2 separate regions of the Homo sapiens genome follow, and region 2 is linked to region 1. The links are chromatin loops, found by intact Hi-C in ENCODE. Cell type or tissue: endothelial cell of umbilical vein. All regions are shown on one strand. Each heading gives the region's core, and the rest is flanking DNA. Links, peaks and the distances in the headings are about the cores only. Region 1 has its middle 270 kb from the start of RBMS3-AS1. Region 2 overlaps RBMS3 (RNA binding motif single stranded interacting protein 3).

Region 1 (5,388 bases), core at 173-5,172:
ATGTCTGAATTTTGAAAAGGTGCTTTGTATTGCAACAATGTGACTGCACACTGCATTTCTTTTATGTATTTATTTTTTCATTAAGAACATTATGTATTTCTTCATTAAGAACACAACAGATATACCAAAAAAGAAATACGTTGGCTGGGCGTGGTGGCTCACGCCTGTAATCCCAGCACTTTGGGAGGCCAAGGTGGGTGGATCACGAGGTCAGGAGATCGAGACCAGCTTGGCCAACATGGTAAAACCCCGTGTCTACTAAAAATACAAAAATTAGCCAAGCATGGTGGCACATGTCTGTAGTCCCAGCTACTCAGGAAGCTGAGGAAGGAGAATCGCTTGAACCCGGGTGGCGGAGGTTGCAGTGAGCTGAAATCACACCACTGTACTCTAGCCTGGACGACAGAGGGAGACTCTGTCTCAAAAACAAACAAACAAACCAAAAAAGAAAAAAAAAATAAATAAGTTAATGAAATAATACATCTTAAGGAGCTATGGTTTATACTAAGACAGCTGGATTTAGCATTTTTAAAATACCATATTATTCTAGATTATTGTGCTTCCAGGCAATGGCTATACATTTCAGTCAGCTCACTAGCAAAAAACCTAGGGAGTTAGACAAATTCGAAATTGGATTCTGGTTCCACCATTTATAGTGATATGAGTCACTTGCAGCTAGTATACTGGTTAGTTCTTAAGACTGTGACTTCAGACAAATAATTAGACCTATCTTAATCTCAGTTTTCACAGCTGCAAAGGAATTACTAAAACCAGTCACTAAAGTTGTGGTAAAAAGTAAAGAAATATACTTGATATATACTATTAGCTATCATTATTATTAATTAGAACTTGACAGACAAATATCCACTCTTTCTGCATTATGGTTTGTTGGAACGTCCACAGGTTCACTCTTTCTGGGATGAGACAGGGGAAGGATAATGACAAACCAAACCAATACTCCAGATCTTCAGTCTACGCTTCTCCACATTCCCAGGCAGCTGCTTAAACCATTTCAAACAACAGCAATTTAGAAAACAGGTTAATCTGAGTGATGATGACCTTTATTAAGCTATCTCCAGGATCCCAGAGGTTGGCAAGGCTGAAAGTCAGAGGTGAGAGGGAGGTCAGAATCAGTCCCTTTTGGAAGTCAAAGCTGCAGATCAGTTGGAGCAAGTGGGAGTTTCCCTGAAGAGGCCCTATACTTGATGACAGAAAGAGGAAAAGCAGATGTTTCCTCACCATCCACCTTCACTGCTAGCTTCTCTGCTCCTCTGTAGATTAAAGGCTTAAACAGCTGCACTCTTTGTCAGTTTATTGATCTTGAATGAAGGAATTCTAGGCAAGTTCTTTATTTGGTACAACTTGTCCAGGAGGTATAGATTGTGTCATAAAAGTGTGCCTGCAGATTGTTTTGCTGAATCATAAGCCAAGCTGATTTTCTGGAACTGACAATCATAGAGTAACAGTTTCCAACGTTTGTAACCTATCCTAGTGAATGTGAAAGGCAAATCAGGCAAATCCCAAAGATAGATTTACTTATTTATTTACAGATTGGAGAAATTGAGATGGGGATTTGCCTGAGTCCGGGAACTTACCTTCAATGAGCTCAGGTTCTCCCAAGACAAGGTGGGCTTAGAAGAGATCTCAATTATCATTTGAGATATGCTATTAAATAGCCATGGTTTCTTAGGGATCATACAACATTTGTGGATCTTCTGCTAGTCCATCTATAACACGAGCTTGTGTGTTTTCAGTTATGACCAAGGATACTACCAGATCTAATGCAACAAATCTTTGATTAAAAATGGAAGCATTGCAAATTTGGCTGATGAATGATGATATGTAAATAGATACAACACCTTTCCTTGTCTTCATCATTACAAGAATAGCATCATACTATATGTTTCTGGACTGGAATATGCCTTTTGGTGTACCTAAAATTGCCCCTTTCAAGATACACAAGCAACTATAAGTGTCAAGTTTTTCGGGTGATAAATTTCTACCACTGTCAGATTCATTTGCAAGCAGATAATAGATTATTAATCATTGGGGCTTATACTTAGTACAGGGTAGGTTATTTCACTAGACCCTGTTATTTTGGGTTGAAGAAATACAGAGATGTATGTATTCTACTACTATAAAAAAACACAGATGTCAAAGGACTGTAAACTGGCACAGGCCTGCAGCGCCACCTGTTGGCTATTGTGTTAATATAAGCTTTCAGAAAAGAAAGCTTATCTCCAAAGTTAAAAAGAGGCAGGGTATGCGCAGGCCAAGTTTGAGTTAAACTCACTTTTATTTGAAAAGAAAAAAAAAAATGCGTCCCTAGAAAATGGGTGGGGCTGCTTAATTCTGGATTCATTTATTTTTAAATGAAGCACTAGTGGAAAATGGAAAGATGGGATAATAAAATTTCAAAACTGGAGAAGTTTTTAAGTAATGATATAACCTCCTCACTGTGCAGGTGAAAAAAACAGAATGGAATGTATCCCACAACAAGACGCTGTGTATCCCAGAGCTACAGAGCTTGGTAGTGAGGCTGCCGGAATTACAAGTAACTTCAGATTTACTTCACAGTTCCGTCTGGGTAGCTTTCTTTAAAAAGGTGCATTTTAAGAGATCTTCATGTTCTTTAATTTTACCAGAATTATAATGAGTATCGGGGCAGTTCTTGCAATATCCTTATTTAAATTTACAGAATTGTGGAAGTAATAATTAGTTTTTAACCCTCCATTCTATCTGCCTGTTAAAAACTTTCAACAACTGTTAACATGCTTATGGAATCTAAACTTGCCAAAAATAATTTCTTTTTTTTTTCTCCTTCCCCATGTTTCTCTGCAATTCATTCCCTTCCTCCCACTAGGAGAGAAGGATTTTTTTTGTGGTATGCGGATGAGGGGCTGTGATTCCATTGAGACATATGTGGCTCCAGTTCCTAGGTTGTGGTTCCCTGAAAACGCAAATTGCTCACTTGAGACAACCAAGAGCCAACAACAACAACAACAACAAAACTTCCAACTTGCTCTCCTATCCTAATCACATCTCCAGGCCTATCTGAAAGGGATGGAAACTCAATTGAGAAATGGGTCATAGCACACGCAAGATCTGACACAGGGTAAAAAGTTAGCAAATGCCACCCTCAGTAAAAAAAGAAGACCAAAGGAGTCCAGTAGGGCTCAGAAGCACCATCTTGGACAGAAGTCAGAAACATCTACCAGGAACAACATTTAGAATTTGTAAGTTTTTCAAAATTAAAGACACCTTTATTTTTGTTTATTTATGTATTTATTTTAAGTTCTGGGATACAAGTGCAGAATGTACAGGTTTGTTACATAGGTATACATGTGCCATGGTGATTTGCTGCACCCATCAACCCGTCATCTAGGTTTTAAGACTGCATGCATTAGGTATTTGTCCTAATGGTCTCCCTCCCTTTGTCCCCCACCCCCCGGCAGGCCCCAGTGTGTGATGTTCCCCTCCCTGTGTCCATGTGATCTCACTGTTCAACTCCCACTTATGAGTGAGAACCTGCAGTGTTTGGTTTTCTGTTCTTGTGTTAGTTTGCTGAGGATGATGGTTTCTGGCATCATCCATGTCCCTGCAAAGGACATGAACTCATCCTTTTTTATGGCTGCATAGTATTCCATGGTGTATATATGCCACGTTTTCTTTATCCAGTCTATCACTGATGGACATTTGGGTTGGTTCCAAGTCTTTGCTATTGTAAATAGTGCTGCAATAAACATACGTGTGCATGTGTCTTTATAGTAGAATGATTTATGATACTTTGGGTACATACCCAGTAATAGGATTGCTGGGTCAAATGGTATTTCTGGTTCTGGATCCTTGAGGAATCACCACACTGTCCTCCGCAATGGTTGAACTAATTCACACTCCCACCAACAGTTTAACAGCATTCCTATTTCTCTACAGCCTCACCAGCACCTGTTGTTTCCTGACTTTTTAATCGCCATTCTAACTGGCGTGAGATGGTATCTCATTGTGGTTTTGATTTGCATTTCTCTAATGACCAGTGATGATGAGCTTTTTTTCATATGTCTGTTGGCCGCATGAATGTCTCCTTCTGAGAAGTGTCTGTTCATATCCTTTGCCCACTTTTTGATGGGGTTGTTTTTTTTTTTGTAAATATGTTTAAGTTCCTTGTAGATATAGCCAAGAAAATCCTAAGCAAAAAGAACAAAGCTGGAGGCATCACTCTACTTGACTTCAAACTATACTACAAGGCTACAGTAACCAAAACAGCATGAAACTCATACCAAAACAGATATATAGACCAATATAACAGAACAGAGACCTCAGAAATAACACCACACATCTACAACCATCTAATCTTTGAAAAATGTGACAAAAACAAGCAATGAGGAAAGGATTTTCTATTTAATAAATGGTGCCAGGAAAAATGGCTAGCCATATACAGAAAACAGAAACTGGACCCCTTCCTTACACCTTATACAAAAATTAACTCAAGATGGATTAAAGACTTAAATGTAAAACCCAAAACCATAAAAACCCTAGAAGAAAACGTAGGCAATACCATTCAGGACATAGGCATGGGCAAGGACTTCATGTCTAAAACACCAAAAGCAATGGCAACAAAAGCCACAATTGACAAATGGGATCTAATTAAACTGAAGAGCTTCTGCACAGCAAAAGATACCATCATCAGAGTGAACAGGCAACCTACAGAATGGGAGAAAATTTTAGCAATCTACCCATTTGACAAAGGTCCAAGTTTTTATATTTATTTTTTAAATGAATGACTAATAGCACATTAATTCTTAGGGAGAAATAACACTGGTACTCATGTCCTGTAAGCAGTAAGGAGAATGAAAACATTGGAGCCAGTTCTTTTTTATAGTCAGTTTTAAGGGAAGAGGGTAATGAGTATTGGAGACTTTAGAGAGGAAAGGAAAGCAGGGTGCATCAAATTGAATTAACTGAATGCTACCTTCATGCCTTCAAAGTGATCTTAGAGACTTCATATTGGAAAGGTGTATGGGCCTACAACTTAATTTTCCATTCAGTCCATTGCCCAAACTAGAAGATAAAGGATTGTCCATAGTCCTTCTCCGTTAACCCCTATCAATTGTAGCAATTCCAAAATATCTCTTAATCTAAACTTCCCTTTTCATTCTCATGATCACACTTTAACACAAGTGACCTATTACGCTGCAACCGCCTCCTAACTAACCTCTTGCCCTGGAAGTCTATTTTCTTTCCACATGGCTACCTTCATCTTTCTTAAATGCAAATTGGATCATGTTATTTCCCTGCTTAAGACCACCAAGCAGGAACAGAATCCAAGCTTCTTAGTATGATGTATAAAACTTTTCAGTGTGGCTTAAATGGGAAAGTATTTTCCTGTTC
Region 2 (5,388 bases), core at 272-5,271, 190 kb before region 1:
TGAAGCTTTCAATAAAAAATGAAAATAAAATCAATTGAATAGGGCTGTTGTGTTTTTCTGCACTCATCCAGAGACTGGTTGTGGGAGGAGGGCTGATAGGAAGGAGTGGTGCCCACCTTTAATCTGGAACAGTGCTGGAATTTTTTAAATAATCATCTCAGCTAACAAAAAATGACAGAGGAGAGAATATTCAATACATGCCAAGGGGACCTGAGAAAGCCACTGTTTGTGGGAATTTAGAAAGAGAGGACCATTTAGGTCTTCCCAGGGACTCCCACAATCTTCCTCATTCTCAAGTTTAGGGATTTAGAGACCACAGAACTCCTGTCTCCAAACATGCCTAACAGCTACCAACTACTTGATGAATCTTGGATGAAGGCCAGTTATATTTGACACCTATGGTTTGTATCCCTGCAAGGATTAAATCCAGGTCAACCAAAATCAGAAGTGTCCATTCCTCAAGTTACAGAAGACTGTGCTAAGCAAATAAAAAGAAAACCTATTTTTCCAGACCAGAGTAATCCAAGCTAGCTTGGAGCTCATATTTAAGAGCCAGTAATATCCTGTTCTGTAATAGTCATTTGCTGTGTTGTTCAAAAATATTCCATTCTACTGTAGAAGACAGGAAAACAAAGGGATACATGAAATTCCTATGATGTGTTAAACAACAAAGCGACCCTTAAGACAGAAAAGCTAAGTACAGCATGTGAGTGTGAACAAAAATAGAAAGGGAAAGAAAGACCAAGAAAACACTATATGTGATACACTAGATATATATATATATATGAGAAAATTAAGCATTCACTATTCATTAGGTCTTAATTTGCTCACTCTTTGTTGCCTTCCATTCTGGTACCCACAGCAGCTCATCAACCTAATTGGTGAATTTCAGTGGTTTGCCCCTGATTGTCTTGGAGGGAGTAAGAATGCTCCACTGGCTCCCTCTTTCATTGCTCAAAACCCAACTCTGGTATAACACACCATCACTGGAGAAGGATGATGTGGCAGAGGGAAAAGGAGTATATATACCAACATTGCAGAACATTCAGCTAGTGTGCTTCCACCCCTCTCGCACTTTAACCTCAATGAGTCAACCTACCCCATGACTTTCACCTTGTTTCTTTTCTGTGTATTTAAAATTGATTTAATAAGCCCCGTGCTTCTAGCATCTTTATTGGTCTGTGAGTCTTTCTGTTCTATGACTTCTAGTATAATCTGCATAACAGTGTAGTTGGAAGCTACCACTACATCAAGGTGATTTCCCACATGGCATCTTCTTGCTTTAGAATACATGCACCCAGGGGAGGCTGTGGAGAAAGCTCTCCAACCGGTGCCCAGGCTCTAAGAATATGTTGTGTATATACCATTTCCCTTTCTGAACATCAGTTCACATTGTACTGGCAGAAGAGAAAACTAGACGAGAAAACTGGAAGAATGGATTTATTGGATAGTTTAAGAAAGTAAGTGTGGAACAAAGATTTTTTTTTTTGAGACGGAGTCTCGCTCTGTCGCCCAGGCTGGAGTGCAGTGGCGCGATCTTGGCTCACTGCGAGCTCCGCCTCCCGGGATCACGCCATTCTCCTACAGGCGCCTGCCACCACGCCCGGCTAATTTTTTGTATTTTTTAGTAAAGACGGGGTTTCACCGTGTTAGGATGGTCTCGATCTCCTGACCTTGTGATTCACCCGCCTCGGCCTCCCAAAGTGCTGGGATTACAGGCGTGAGCCACTGTGTCCGGCCTGGAACAAAGATCTTGAACTTAGTTTTACCCACTGCCTTTGTTCTGTTTGGGCTGTTGTAACAAAATGTCTTGGATTGGGTAATTTATAAACAACGGAAATTCATTGCTCACAGTTTTGGAAGCTGGAAAGTCCAAGATCAAGGCACCAGTTTTGGGGTCTGGTGAGGGCCTGTTCCTCATAGATTGTGCTTTCTATGTGTCTTTACAAGGCTGAAGGGGCAAACAAGTTCTCACAGGCCTTTTCCATAAGGGCACTAATTCCTTTTATGAGGGCAGAGTCCTCATGAGCTAATCATGTCAAAAAGCCCCCACTTTTTAATACCATCACCTTAGGGGTATTTCAACATATGAATTTTTGGGAGACATAAACATTCAGAACACCACACCCATGTTCTATCAAAGCTTTCTTTTGATAGAAATTCTTTTTTGTTTATTTGTTTAGGATTAAAAAATAATAGTACTGCACCACCACCCAATATGCACAAAAATTTTGCTTCAAATTGCAAGACATTTTGGCATTTCCTAAAATGTACCTAGAGGTTTCTGGTGAAGAACCCTAGGTTACAAGGTATGAACACAGCAGAATGAAGACTAGGAAATGAAGAAACAAACTACATTTATTATGTGACCCTCGTACATAAAATAATCATGATTTTCTGATCTCATATCTATGCATTTTTTTACTGTCTAATAATTTATTTTCTCCAAGAAGAACAGAGTGAATTGTCAATTCTCAATAGTTCTAACAAGGTTTATGTTCCATTATGCCTTTTTTAATTGATGCTGATGAAGATAACATTTAACTGCTGCTTTCCAAAGGCAGTACAATGAAAATATAGCTCAAACTTAATCTCTGAGAATTTGATTATTTCTGGATTTTTTTAAGGAGTGACACTTTCAATAATGATAAAAGTCTCTCTAATATATCAAGAGACTGTATTTTTATTTAAATCTTTAGAAACAAAGGGAGATAGCTTTCTCACCCATGATCTTTAGGACGTTGTTAGGTTACTATTGTGGTAAAATGGTCACCAGGTGGCGCTGCTGTATTAGTCTCTAGTGGATTCCAAACCCAAATCCCAGGTTCTCTATTCCTACACAAAACCAGTAATGTGAGATAAGGCTGTTAAGAGAAAGAATCACTATTAACTGGGCACTCACTCTGTGCCAAGAGCTGCACCAAGTGCCCTCACATACTTGAGTTCATACAACTTTCACAAGAGTGCTCTGAGACAGGGATTGGAAAATTGTCCCCATTTCCCAGATGGGGCTTGGAGAGTTGGGCAACCTACCCATGGACCTATACTTAGGAAGGGCTAGAGAGTGCTTTAAAAATACATTCAAATTCTCAACCCCTGGCTTCAAAAATTTCTTCTGAAATGACTTTGGGAAATGCCAATGGGGAAGGCAGTTGTTTGTGTGTGTGTGTTCTTACTTGTTTGTTTTTAATCAGCATTTTTTTTTAATAGATTGCCTCACTTGGCCTGGGATTTGTGATTTCTGTAGAAGAAGGGCATTGGACACTTATTCTAATCACCTTAGTGACAAAACTCAACACAATTCACATTTTCTGTTCCAGAAATAACTTGCTGTTTCAATCTTTTCTGTATTTGAGTCTGTCTGATTTACTCTAGAAGGAAAGTACTTGTCTACCAAATAGATAGGTTTAACTTTTCATTGACTCATTCATTGAACAGTTTCTAGCAAATGGACCCTCCATAAATAATTTAATGATGCCAAAAGAGAGTAGGCATTCTTGTTTGTAAGGTATTGTATTCTAGTAAGTACCAGTTTGTGACATTTTGGTGTGAAATAAGATCAGAGAGTTTTGTGGGCAATATGTTTAACCCTTGCTGCTGCTTACTCCCTAGTTCAGCCCCTTAACAGAGTGTCTGTTATCTTTTTCCCAAGTGATCTGGGACATTTAATTCTTTTGACAGCAAGGAGAGTGGAATATGCCATTCTAAGTTGGACATAACTTTTCAAAGTTATAGGACTTGGCCATGTTTTCATGGTACAGGCAAAATCCACACACAGGATCAGCTAAGTACAAAAGCCAATGATTTTCCTCCTAATAATGCTGAATCTATTCATATGGCTTGAAGGAATGAATTGTTTGCCCAAAATAACTTTTCTATTACCTGGCATTTCACCATTATAACTTTATTCTTAGAGATAGATAACAAAATATTAGAAAAAATACCAGGCAAGCAGTGAAAAGAGCTTGGATTTTGACTTTAGGTATACCATCTGCAAAATATTTTTTCTTCCTTTCTGAATGTCAGGTTTTTTATGTCTCAAAATACATATCTTTTATTTCTCAGAATGATTATGATAAAACAGGCAATATATATATCATGTGTAAATGCTCTAAAAATTATCATCAATCAAGTGTTATGCATAATTTTAACTGTTTAGTTCTGATGTTTCTCTTTAAAGATGTTTTTATGAGGGTAACTCCTGAGAGTTAAAGACAAGATTAATATCTAAGAAGATGAAAGGAGGCAATGGTAGAACCAAGGTGACACTTAGCTACTTTGCAATGCTGCTCAGATTCTGGAGGACACAAATGCCAGGCTTGAAGCCACCAGCTTCCAGGCCACAAGAACAAGAGAACACAGAAACATAGCTGCTGGTTGAGCTAAATTCACCCACGATTTTGAATGATAATCCTATTTTATCATCCAATCACCAGACACGCTCTACCTTCTTAGGACTTCCTACATATCAGCATATAATCTAAAGGCAGCTACTGATGGAAGGGGGCAAGTGTTAACAATTTGAGAAGACTACTATACATTGTGAACTGAAAACCAGATTGAAGAACTAGGGGCAGAATCTTCTTTAGACCTCGAGTTGATAAAGCATGTTTATCCCAACAAGTAGACGGTATCAAAATAGTCACACCAATAGGTAGGTTGCATCAAACAAATATTTCTAAGACAAACTATTGCTACTAGAAAATGTAACAAGGTCTGGCCTCTAAAACACCTGAAACAAGTCTAATGAGCATAAGACAGTGGCTGTGAGATATATGCATAGCTCTGCCTCTTTGCCTGCTGCCATGATCTCCCGCCCCTCTTGTCTTATGGTTGATTTGTTTCCTGTTTGTTTTGGGTTTTGATTTTTACTTTTTACTAAAATGCAGTAAGATAATAAACAAACAACAATATACCATGAATGATCAACACAACGATGTCCACAAGCTGAATACACAAGAATAACCAAGAAACAGAATATTATTAGCAACCAAAAAGATATCACTTTCCCATGCTCTGTTTCAGTCATTATGCAAACCCTTCTTCCAAAGGTAACTCTATCTTGAACTCTAAAACCCTAGAATGATTTTTGTTGGAATTTTACTGTACATAAATGCAAGCTGGCATGTTTTTATGAGAATATAGGTGTTATACATGAAGAGAAAACTAACATTTTTGCTTGTGTTTGAAACCGCAAGATATCTATTATTCCTCTGAAAACTATACACATGGCTATATTACCCAAATTTTAAAGACCTTCAGTTTCAGAGATCAGACAAATTATTTCTACCATCTCTTCAATGTTTAACATCCCTTATAGCTTAGCAAAAGTCCTAAACTAAATGTCCATGAGAGAGTATTAACCAGCCTATTTTATTTTATTTTATA

Evidence for each region. Hi-C counts contacts between places; a loop is a spot of excess contacts. Peaks named below come from ENCODE experiments on the same cell type or tissue, not always from the same donor. Only the 100,000 strongest peaks of a DNase experiment are listed, where the experiment ranks them.
Region 2: it touches region 1 in a loop (9-fold over the local background); 25 of 110 quality-filtered maps call a loop at or near these places.

The regions. Positions count from the first base shown.
Region 1 is chr3:30,197,101-30,202,488 of GRCh38, forward strand. No RefSeq gene overlaps it. Among named protein-coding and RNA genes, the nearest start is that of RBMS3-AS1, 270 kb to the left of the region's middle. In endothelial cell of umbilical vein, for the core only: a CTCF peak has its summit at 2,215 (motif pointing left); DNase peaks (open chromatin) are centred at 1,291 and 2,181.
Region 2 is chr3:30,010,353-30,015,740 of GRCh38, forward strand. It overlaps RBMS3 (RNA binding motif single stranded interacting protein 3), which reads left to right. Exons shown (of 15, transcript NM_001003793.3): 15 at 1-34. Among named protein-coding and RNA genes, the nearest start is that of RBMS3-AS1, 79 kb to the left of the region's middle. In endothelial cell of umbilical vein, for the core only: a CTCF peak has its summit at 2,777 (motif pointing right); a DNase peak (open chromatin) is centred at 2,789.